Linked DNA regions of Homo sapiens: region 2 is linked to region 1. Evidence: read pairs that join two places in POLR2A ChIA-PET (ENCODE). Cell type or tissue: Panc1. All regions are shown on one strand. Links, peaks and the distances in the headings refer to the core of each region. The heading gives the core; the rest is flanking DNA. Region 1 overlaps NINJ2 (ninjurin 2). Region 2 overlaps B4GALNT3 (beta-1,4-N-acetyl-galactosaminyltransferase 3).

Evidence for each region. ChIA-PET counts read pairs that join two places held together with the same protein. Peaks named below come from ENCODE experiments on the same cell type or tissue, not always from the same donor. Only the 100,000 strongest peaks of a DNase experiment are listed, where the experiment ranks them.
Region 2: POLR2A ChIA-PET joins it to region 1 with 10 read pairs; 2 of 35 experiments call an interaction of 5 or more read pairs at or near these places.

Annotation. Positions count from the first base shown.
Region 1 is chr12:576,914-582,299 of GRCh38, forward strand. The region is part of intron 1 of NINJ2 (ninjurin 2); the gene reads right to left. Among named protein-coding and RNA genes, the nearest start is that of NINJ2-AS1, 51 kb to the right of the region's middle. In Panc1, for the core only: no CTCF peak of the experiment used is centred there; no DNase peak of the experiment used is centred there; H3K27ac peaks cover 3,229 bases.
Region 2 is chr12:488,679-494,064 of GRCh38, forward strand. The region is part of intron 1 of B4GALNT3 (beta-1,4-N-acetyl-galactosaminyltransferase 3); the gene reads left to right. Among named protein-coding and RNA genes, the nearest start is that of B4GALNT3, 31 kb to the left of the region's middle. In Panc1, for the core only: no CTCF peak of the experiment used is centred there; no DNase peak of the experiment used is centred there.

The sequences.
Region 1 (5,386 bases), core at 70-5,069:
TGTGAGGTTCTCAGAGACATTCCCCAAAGCCCTCCCAGCCGATCTCTGCTGACTTCAATCCTACTCATCCCTCAGGGGCTAACAAAATTGTTAAAATTTAAACAGTAATAATTAAATAATGATATTGCTGTATGTCAGGCATGACTCCACAAAGCAGGTATTAATACAGATGGTCCCCAGCTTTCGCACCATCGTAAGTGATACACTTTACAAACTGTCCTTCGAGTAGCCATACAACCACTCTCTTTTTCACTTTCAGTACATTATTCAATAAATTACACAAGATATTCAATAGTCTCTTATAAAGTAGGCTTTGTGTTAGATGATGTTGCCCAGCAGTAGGCTGGTGTAAGTGGGCTGAGCACGCTGAAGTTAAGCTAGGCTAAACTATGAAGTTCAGTAGGCTAAGTGTATTAAATGCATTTTGACTTACAATATTTTCAACTTACTATGGGTTTATCAGAATGTAGCTCTATCATAAGTTGAGAAGCAACACTAGTCTCATATATATATATACATATATATATATAAATATTTTGGCACGATCTTGGCTCACTGCAACCTCCACCTCCTGGATTCAAGCAATTCTCCTGCCTCAGCCTCCCAAGTAACTGGGATGTAGTCCCATTCTACAAGTGAAGAAGTTGAGGCTCAAAGAGGTCAAATGCCCAAAGTCACCAGATACTGAGGGATGGCCCCAGTGTCTAAATCCTAAGCCTGCGTTTTTCTCCTATATGCCAGTGGTTCTCCATGTGTGCTCCTTGAAGTAGCAGCAGCAACATCACCTGAAAACTCACTAGAAATGAAAAATTTTTAAATTTTTGTAGAGATGGGGTCTCACCATGTCGGCCAGGCTAAGTCTCAAACTCCTGAGTTCAAGCGATTCTCCCACCTCAGCCTCCCAAACTGTTGGGATTACAGGCGTGAGCCACTGCACCAGGCCCCGAGATCACCCTTTTATTTTTATTTTTTTTTAAGACAGGATCTCCCTCTGTCACCCTAAGGGAGGAGACCATCCCTCACATTGTCTTATGCCCAATTTCTGCCTCCAAATAAAGAAGAAGTAAAAACTAAAAGGCAGAAATGAAATCCACGAGCAGACAGCCCGGCCCCATACCCTGGGCCTGGTAGTTAAAGATCGACCCCTGACGTAATCAGTTATTTGTATAAGAAAAGCACTGTGAAGATCCCTGTCCTGTTCTGTTCCGTTCTAATTACCGGTGCATGCAGCCCCCGGTCACGTACCCCCTGATTACTCAATCAATCATGACCCTCTCACGCGGACCCCCTTAAAAGTTGTGAGCCCTTAAAAGGGACAGGAATTGCTCACTCGGGGAGCTCGGTTGTTGGAGATGTGAATCTTGCCAAAGCTCCTGGCCGAATAAAGCCCTTCTTTCTTTAACTCGGTGCCTGAGGGGTGTTGTCTGCGGCTTGCCCTGCTACAACCCAGGCTGGAGTGCAGTGGTGCAATCATGGCTCACTGTAGCTTCAAACTCCTGGGCTCAAGGGATCCTCTTGCCATAGCCTCCTGGGTAGCTGGGACTACAAGTGCACACCACTACACTACATTTTTAAAACGTTTTTTGTAGGAATGTGGTCTCGCTATGTTGCCCAGGCTGGTTTTGAACTCCTGGCCTCAAGGGATCCTCTCATCTTGCACCCTCAAAGTGCTGGGATTACAAGCATGAACCACTACACCCGGCCGAGAGCACCCATTTTTTAAGTATTAGAGCTGGCCTTTGAACCCAGCCAGGCTCTGGATTCTGTGTCCTTAACTGCTACAGCCCTGGAAGCATAGGCTGTGTAAGTCCCTCAACAATGGGGACCAGTCTAAAATATTTATAGGTAGCATATCTAGATCATTCCAGAGAGGAGTGAATGGATCCAAACTGTCTTTTGAACCAGCAGCCAGAGGCCCCAGCAGCTCCTGTCTTCCCAGCCCAGTGCTGCCAGCTGCTGCTGCTCATGAGTCTGTAAGGGTCTAGTGCTTTTATTCCCAGATCCTTTTCATGTCCTCACTCAGAAGCACTGAGAGCCTCTCGTTTTTGCTGAACCTTAGATTTTGTGATGGAGCCTAAATCCAGACAGGAAACCTAAACACGGGTAAGTGGAAAGGACTTTCAGAACAATTAATCATGAAGCAAAATGTCAACATTCCACATAAGGGTGTATATGAGTTTTGTATGTCCCCACTAGATTATACATTTCCAAAAGGTAAGAGTTATTTCCTCGGGATTTCAGGCAATTAGAATAAGAAGCAATGAGAGCTGAGCCTGCAGTCTCTGGCTATCGTCCAGGTGAGACCTCATGAAGTAGATCAGATCTGACAGTGAGATGGGAGAAAGGGAAGGTGGTGAATTTCCCACCCCACCCAGCCCTGCAGACAGCCTGCCAAGATTCCTACTGAGTTCAATGCAACAAACCTGTTTCCAGCTCCTAGCACGAGCTAGGCATCTAGGATACAACGAAGATCCCTGCCTTCCCGAAGCCCCTGTGAAAGAAAACTAGACTCTTGAGACCCCCAAATTCACCATGATGAAGAGAAAGTTAAGCTTGGACATGGAGTCACACAAAACAAAACAAAAACAAAACAAAACAAACAAAACAAAACAAAACAACTGCCTTCCTTGTGTTCCCAAACGGCAGTCATTTCACATGCTTACTTTATCTTACATAAAATGCGGATTCACCGAGCCCAGGACAAATACATAATTGATCCGCCCCCACTCCCTCTTGTCACATGTAAAATGTAGATTCATCGAGCACTATCAGAGCCTCACAAGAATGTGCCCCGAGCCTCACTGCCTACCCAACCTCCTTTTAAAAAAGCTTCCCCTCTTGCTTTGCTCTTTCCCTTTAAATATTGAAATTCCCAAAATCCTCTTTGGAAAAAGCATAGGTCACAGATCCTATGGTGTTTCTTTTCTCTGAGTTCACCCTCAACCTTGGCAAAACAAATCTCTCCTCAATGGAGATCTGTCTCAGTCACGTTTCGGTTTACATCCTATTCTCCTAATCCCCTAAAATGACAAAGCTTAGCAGAGAATAAGAGAATAAGCACTGGGCTGGGAAGACAGGAGCTGCTGGGGCCTCTGGCTGCTGGTTCAAAAGACGGTTTGGATCCATTCACTCCTCTCTGGAATGATCTAGATATGCTACCTATAAATATTTTAGACTGGTCCCCATTGTTGAGGGACTTACACAGCCTATGCTTCCAGGGCTGTAGCAGTTAAGGACACAGAATCCAGAGCCTGTATAAAGTGTATAAAGGGGGAAGCCAGGAGATAGAGAGCTTATCCATCCCTCCCCAGTGGAAAAGCTTCATGGGAACAAGGGGGCGCCTCACCTGGAGTGCTGAATGAATGAAGGAGTGAATGAATGATGCATTTGTCAGCAGTGCATGGTGGCTCACACCTGTAATCCCAGCACTTTGGGAGGCCGAGGCAGGTGGATCACTTGAGGTCAGGAGTTTGAGATGAGCCTGGGCAAAATGGTGAAACCCCATCTCTACTAAAAATACAAAAATTAGCCAGATGTGGTGGTGCACGCCTATAATTCCAGCTACTCGGGAGGCTGAGGCAGGAGAATCACTTGAACCTGGAGGCAAAGGTTGCAGGGAGACAAGATCACACCACTGCACTCCAGCCTGCATGACAGAGAGAGACCCTGTCTCAAAAAAAAAAAAATATATATATATATATATCCATTTGTCATTCACTGCATTCAGAAGAGACTTCAAAGGCAGGACCAGGGTGAGCTGAACTCCATGAACCTCTTCTGTGGCACCTTCTGGGGGTGCCTGCCAATGGCTATAGTATACAAACACCTCGACTGCGCTGCTGACTCCCCTCCATATGCCACGGCAGCCACAATGTGTTTTCTGTGTGTGTGTGTCTGTGTGTATGCGTGTGTGTCTGTGTGTATGCATGTGTGTCTGTGTGTGCATGAGTGTCTGTGTGAATGTGTCTATGCATGTGTCTGTGTGTCTGTGTGTGTGTCTGTATGTTTGTGTGTGTGTGCCTGTGTGTCTGTGTGTATTCATGTGTGTTTGTGTGTATGTGTGTGTCCATGTCTCTGTGCATATGTCTGTGTGAATGTGTGTGTTCATGTCTTGTGTATGTGTCTGTGTGTGTCTGTGTCTGTGTGTGCGTGTCTCTGTGCCTCTGTGTGTGTGTGCATGTGTCTCTGTGTGTCTGTGTCTGTGTGTGCGTGTCTCTGTGCCTCTGTGTGTGTGTGCATGTGTCTCTGTGTGTGTGTGTGTGTCTGTGTGTGTGTCTGTCTCTGTGTGCGTGTGTGTGTCTATTGTCCCTGAGCTCAGCAGTATCCTGGGTCCTGGCCATAGACCTGTAGATGAGACAGGCTACAGACAAGGCAGGGATACTGGTGCATTATCCGGAGGGAGCTCGGGGGGCCCAGGAGGTCAAGATAGAGAAGTCCCTGAGCACTGAGTCTGGGGATCAAAGCCGCTCCTGATTGGTGGGCCAGCCTGAATCTGCTGCGCCTGCCAGCTTCAGCCAATCCAAGGAGGCCTGGGCCTGGAACCAGCCTGCCTGGATTGCCTGGCCCTAGGACTCATGCCTTTTCCCTGCCAGCAAAGCAGGTCCAGCCTGGATCCTCATACCGGGGCTCTCCTGTCCTTCCTCAGGATTCGAAATGGGGCCAGTCACACATTCTCCCAGCCCTGACACCTGAACCTGAGCAGCAGCTCTGTGAAGGGGGCCAGGGTCTGCTCTGGGGAGAAGGTAAGCAGGGGAGGGCCGGCAAGTGGGTGCAGGGATCTGATCCCACTGCTGACCATCCAACTCACGCAGCTTCGGTGCTTCCCAGCTCACTCGTCTGTAGAAAGAGGAGACACCCCTTCCTCCTCGTGGTGAGAAGCTAGTATCTGGTGAAATAGGTGAGCTGCTGCCAAACTCAGCAAAACCCTCAGCAAAAGTCAATGTAAGTCCCAGGCGATGTCTAACTCAGCCCCAAGGTGTCCTGAGAACCAGATTCTCCGCGGACGCTGAACACACAAAAAGCCCAGCCCTGGAGGGATTCCAATCCACAGCCTCTCCCTGGCTCCCTGCACTGACCCCATGTGCGGCCAGGCTCCCTGTGCATCCCCCTTCACTTCTCACAGAGGCCCTGTGAGGGGAAACAGGCTCCAGAGAGGACAGAACTTACCCAAAGTCACACGGCTAGGAGATCAGAGGCAAGATTTGAACCCGGGTCTGTCCTCACCACTGTGTTCCTCCTCCCGCAGCTCTTAGGCCAGAGTCCTGGGGAATCCTTTCCTCCAGTGCCTAACACAGAATTTGGCTGGGAGCGTGTGCTCAGGAGTGAATGAATGAATGGACGCAGGCAGGCAGGCATGCTAGTGTGAATGAATGAATGGACGCAGGCA
Region 2 (5,386 bases), core at 190-5,189, 88 kb before region 1:
TAACAATGGCACATGCATGTAGCTCCAGCTACTTGGGAGGCAGAGGTGGGAGGACTGCTTGAGCCCAGGAGCCCAAGGTTGCAGTGAGCTATGATTGCACCTCTTCACTCCTGCCTAGGGAACAGAGTGAAACCCTGTGAAAAAGAAAAGAAAGAAAAGAAAAAAGAAAGCAGATGTGGTTTACTTGTATGTTGTAAACTCTAGGGCTCCACTGGAAAAAAAAAAAAGTATAACTGATATGCTAACAAAGGAGAGAAATAATGGAATCATTAAAATGCTCGCTTAAAACCACGGAAGACTGCAGCTATAAAAAAGAATGGGTTCATGTCCTTTGCAGGGACATGGATGAAGCTGGAAACCGTCATTTTCAGCAAACTAACACAGGAACAGAAAACCAAATACCACGTTCTCACTCATAAGTGGGAGTTGAACAATGAGAACACATGGACACAGGGAGGGGAACATCATACACTGGGGCCTGTCAGGGGTTGGGGTGGGGGGGCAAGGGGAGGGAGAGCATTAGGACAAATACCTAATGTATGCAGGGCTTAAAATCTAGATGATGGGTTGATAAGGGAAGCAAACCACCATGGCACATGTATACCTGTGGAACAAATCTGCATGTTCTGCACATGTATCCCAGAACTTAAAAAAAAAAAAAAACCCACAAAATACAGAAAAAGAAAGGAAGACAAAAATAGAAAGAGAGCGTAAGGGCAATACATAGACAATAGTAATAAATATGATAGATATTATTAACCCAGGTATTTTAATAATCATTTTAACTGTGAATGGTCGAAATAAACCAATTAAAAGATGGAGATTGTCAGAGTGCATCTAAAAACAAAACCCAACTGTATATTTTCCACAAGATAACCACTTTAAATAGAAAGACTCATATAGATTAAACGTAAAGGAATGGAGGAAAATATACCATGCTAACACTAATAAAAAGAAAGCGGAAGAATAGATGAATCCACTGTTAGAGTTGAAGACTTCAACATCTCTCTAGAAATTGACAGATGCAGCAGCCGGAAAATTGGTAAAGACATAATTGAACTTAACAGCACCATCCGTCAACTGGATATAATTGACATCTATGAACTGCTTCATCCAGCAATAGCAGATTACTAATTCTTCTCAAGCTCACATGGAACATTTACCAAGATTGACCATATTCGGGGTGGTAAAACACACCTTAACAAATACAAAAGAATAGAGTTATACAATGTCTGATCTCAGACCACGATGGAATTAAACTAAAAATCAATAACAGAAAGATAACTGGAAAGTCCTCAAATATATGGATATTTAAAAATGTGCTTTCGAATAACACTTATGTCAAAGAAGAAATCTCAAGAGAAATGTAAAAATCTTGAACTAAATGAAAATATAACCTAAAATTTGTGGGATGCAGTGATAGCAGTGCTTAGAGGGAAATTTATAACACTGAATGCTTATATTAGAAGAGAAGAAAGATCTAACATCAATGACCTAAGCTTCTACCTTAGAAAACTAGGAAAAAAGAGCAAATTAAATTTCAAAAACAGAAGAAATAATGAAAATTGGAACAGAAATCAATGAAATTGAAAATAGGAAATCAGTACAGAAAGTTAATAAGACCAAAAGCTGTTTCTTTAAAAAGATCAGTAAGATTGATAAGCCTCTAAGCCATGCTAACTAAGAAAAAAAAACAAATTACTAATGTCACAAGTGAAAGAGGAGACATCACTACAGATCTCATGGACATTAAAAGTATAATAAAAGAATATTATGGGCTGGGTATGGTGACTCACATATGTAATCCTAGCACTTTGGGAGGCAGAAGTGGGCAGATCACTTTAAGCTCAGTAGTTCAAGACCAGCCTGGGCAAAACCCCATCTCTGCAAAAAATACAAAAATTATCTGGGCATAGTGGCTTGTGCCTATAGTCCCAGCTACTCAGGAGGCTGAGGCTGGAGGATCATTTGAGCTGGGAAGTGGTGGTTGCAGTGAGCTGAGATCATGCCCTGCACTCCAGCCTGGGTGACAGAGCGAGACACTGTCTCAAAAAAAAAAAAAAATTACGGACAACTCTACACCCCAAAATTTGACAACCTAGATGAAATGGACCAATTCTTTGAAAGACACAATCTGCCAAAACTCACACAAGAAGAAATAAACCATCTGAATAGTCATATCTACTAAGGAATTTGAAGAAGTAATTAATAACCTTTCAAAACAGAAAGCCCCAGGCCCAGATGGGTCTGCAGATGATTTCTACTAAACATGTAAGGAGGAAATTATGCCATTTCTCTACAATCTCTTCTAGAAGATAGAAGCAGAGGGAATACTACCTAACTAATTCTATGAGGCCAGCATTACCTTAATACCAGACCCAGACAAAGACCTTACAAGAAAGAAAATTACAGATTAATATCTCTTATGAACATAGATGCAAAAATCCTCAACAAAATATTAGCAAATTGAATCCAACATGTGTAAAAAGATTATACATCATGGCCATTTTTTCTAGGTATGCAAGGGTGGTTCAACACTTAAAAATCAATTAATGTAATTAATCACATAGGCAAAAAAAGAAAAATTACATGATCATATCAATAGATACAGAAAAGATATTTGACAAAACCTGACACCTATTCATGATACAAATTCTTTTTTTTTTTTTTTAAGACAGTCTTGCTTTGTTGCCCAGGCTGGAGTGCAGTGGTGCAATCTTGGCTCACTGCAGCCTCAACCTTCTGGGCTCAAACAATCCTTGCTCTTTAGCCTTCTGAGTAGCTGAGATTACAGGCGTGCACCATCATGCCCAGCTAATTTTTGTATTTTTGTAGAGACGGGGTTTTGCCATGTTGCCCAGGCTAGTCTTGAACTCCTGAGCTCAAGCAATCTGCCTGCCTCGGCCTCCCAAAGTGCTGGGATTATAGGCATGAACCACCACACCCAGCCTGATTTGTGATACAAATTCTTAATAAACTAGGAATAGAGGGGAACTTCCTCAACTTGATAAGCAGTATCTACAACCTACAACTAACATTATACTTAATAGTAAGAAACTCAAAGCTTTCCCATTGAAATCAGGAACAAGGCAATAGGCCGGGTGCGGTGGCTTACGCCTGTAATCCCAGCACTTTGGGAGGCCGAGGTGGGCAGATCACGAGGTCAGGAGTTCAAGACCAGTCTGGCCAACATAGTGAAACCTCGTCTCTACTAAAAATACAAAAAAAAATTAGCCAGGTGTGGTGGTGGGTGCCTGTAGTTCCAGCTACTCGGGAGGCTGAGGCAGGAAAATTGTGTGAACCCAGGAGGCGGAGGTTGCAGTGAGCGGAGATCATGGCACTGCACTCCAGTTTGGGCACCAGAACGAGACCGTCTCAAAAAAAAAAAAGAACAAGGCAAGAAAGCCACCTCTCACTGCTCCTTTTCAACATTATACTGGAAGTCCTATCTAATGCAATAAGACAAGAAAAGGAAAAAAAGGTATACAGGTTGAGAAGGAAGAAATAAAACTGTTCACAGATGTCATGATATTCTATATAAAAAATCTGAAAGAACTGACAAGAAAACTGGAACTAATAAGCAAGTATAGAAGGGTTGCAGGATACAGGGATACAGATGTCAATTGCTTTCTGATATACCAGCAATGAACAAGTGGAATTTGAAATTAAAAACTCATTAATATTCACATTAGCATCCCCCCAAAATGGAATATTTAGGTATAAGTCTAACAAAATATTTGCAAGATCTAGATGAGGAAAACTACAAAACTCTCATGAAAGAAATCAAAGAACTAATTAAGTAAAGAGATATTCTATGTTCATGAACAGGAAGAATCGATATTGTCAAAACATTTGTTCTTCCCAACTTGATCTACAGACTCAATGCAATCCCAATCAAAACCCCAGCAAGTTATTTTGTGAATATTGGCAAACTGATTCTAAAATTTATATGGAGAGGCAAAAGACCCAGAAAGTCAAGTCAGTGTTGGAGGCAAAGAACAAAGTCAGAAGACTGACACTACCTGAATTCAAGAGAGTACGGAGCTACAGTAATGAAGACACTGTTATATTGGCAAAAGAATGGATAAGTAGATCAATGGAATGGAATTGAGAGTCCAGAAATAGACCCATATAAATTATATTCAACTGGTCTTTGATAGAAAAGCAAAGACATGCAATGTGGTAAAGATAGTCTTGTCAACAAGTGGTGCACATATGCAAAAAAAAAAAAAACCTAGACATAGTTCTTACACCCTTTACAAAAATCAACTCAAAGACCTATATGTAAAATTTGAAACTGTAAAACTTCTAGACAACCACATAGGAGAAAACCTAGGTGATCTTGGGTATGCCAGTGACTTTAGATTTTTAGACAACACCAAAGTCAGAATCCATGAGAAACAATTGATAAGCTAGACTTCCTTAAATGTAAAATCTGTTCTGCAAAAGACAATGTCAAAAAGAACAAGAAGACAGTCTACACAATGGGAGAAAACATTTGCAAAAGACATATTTGATAAAGGATTGTAATCCAAAACATACAAAGACAATAAGAAAACAACCCCATTAATGGGCAAAGCACCTGAACAGACAGTACCAAAGAAGATATAAACATAGCAAGTAAACACATGGAAAGCTGTTTAAGATCATATGTCATTAGGGAAATGAAAATTAAAACAACAATAAGATATCACTACACACCTATTAGAATGGCCAAAATCCAAAATATTGACAACCTCAAATGCTGACAAGGACATGGAGCAACAGGAACTCTCATTCATTGCTGGTGGGAATGCAAAATGGTACAGCCACTTTGGAATTCAGTTTGGCAGTTTCTTTCAAAACTCAACATACTCTTACTTATTCCTTATTGTAAGGAACTAAGACCTTCTGTACAGTGTTGAAATATAATGGTTTTTTTTTTTTTTTTGGTTTTTCACGAGAAGGATATAATTCACCATTTTATCTAGCAAGATTTTGAAAACAATGAGAGCATCTCATCTCAGCCACTTTCCTTAGCAGTTCCTGCTTTTATTCATTTGCTTTTTATGTTGCCTCAGACACAGTTTTTATTTCATTAAAACATGAATTGTGCAGATTTGGAGGCAGTTTAAAAAAAATGAAAAGTAACAATAGATAGAGGTAGGGGGTGAGTTTTATTAATATCCTGGAAATTGATCACCCAATCAGCAGTAGAGTCCGTGTTGGAAAGGCAGTCCACACTTCTCCATAGTTCACTCAGCGTGAGGTTCCCTCAATGAAGTTCTCATTTTTAATGACATAGGTCATCATTAGAAAAAGGCCTGGTTGGCCAGGCACAGTGGCTCATGCTTGTAATCCCAGCACTTTGGGAGGTCGAGGCAGGAGGATCCCTTGAGCCCAGGAG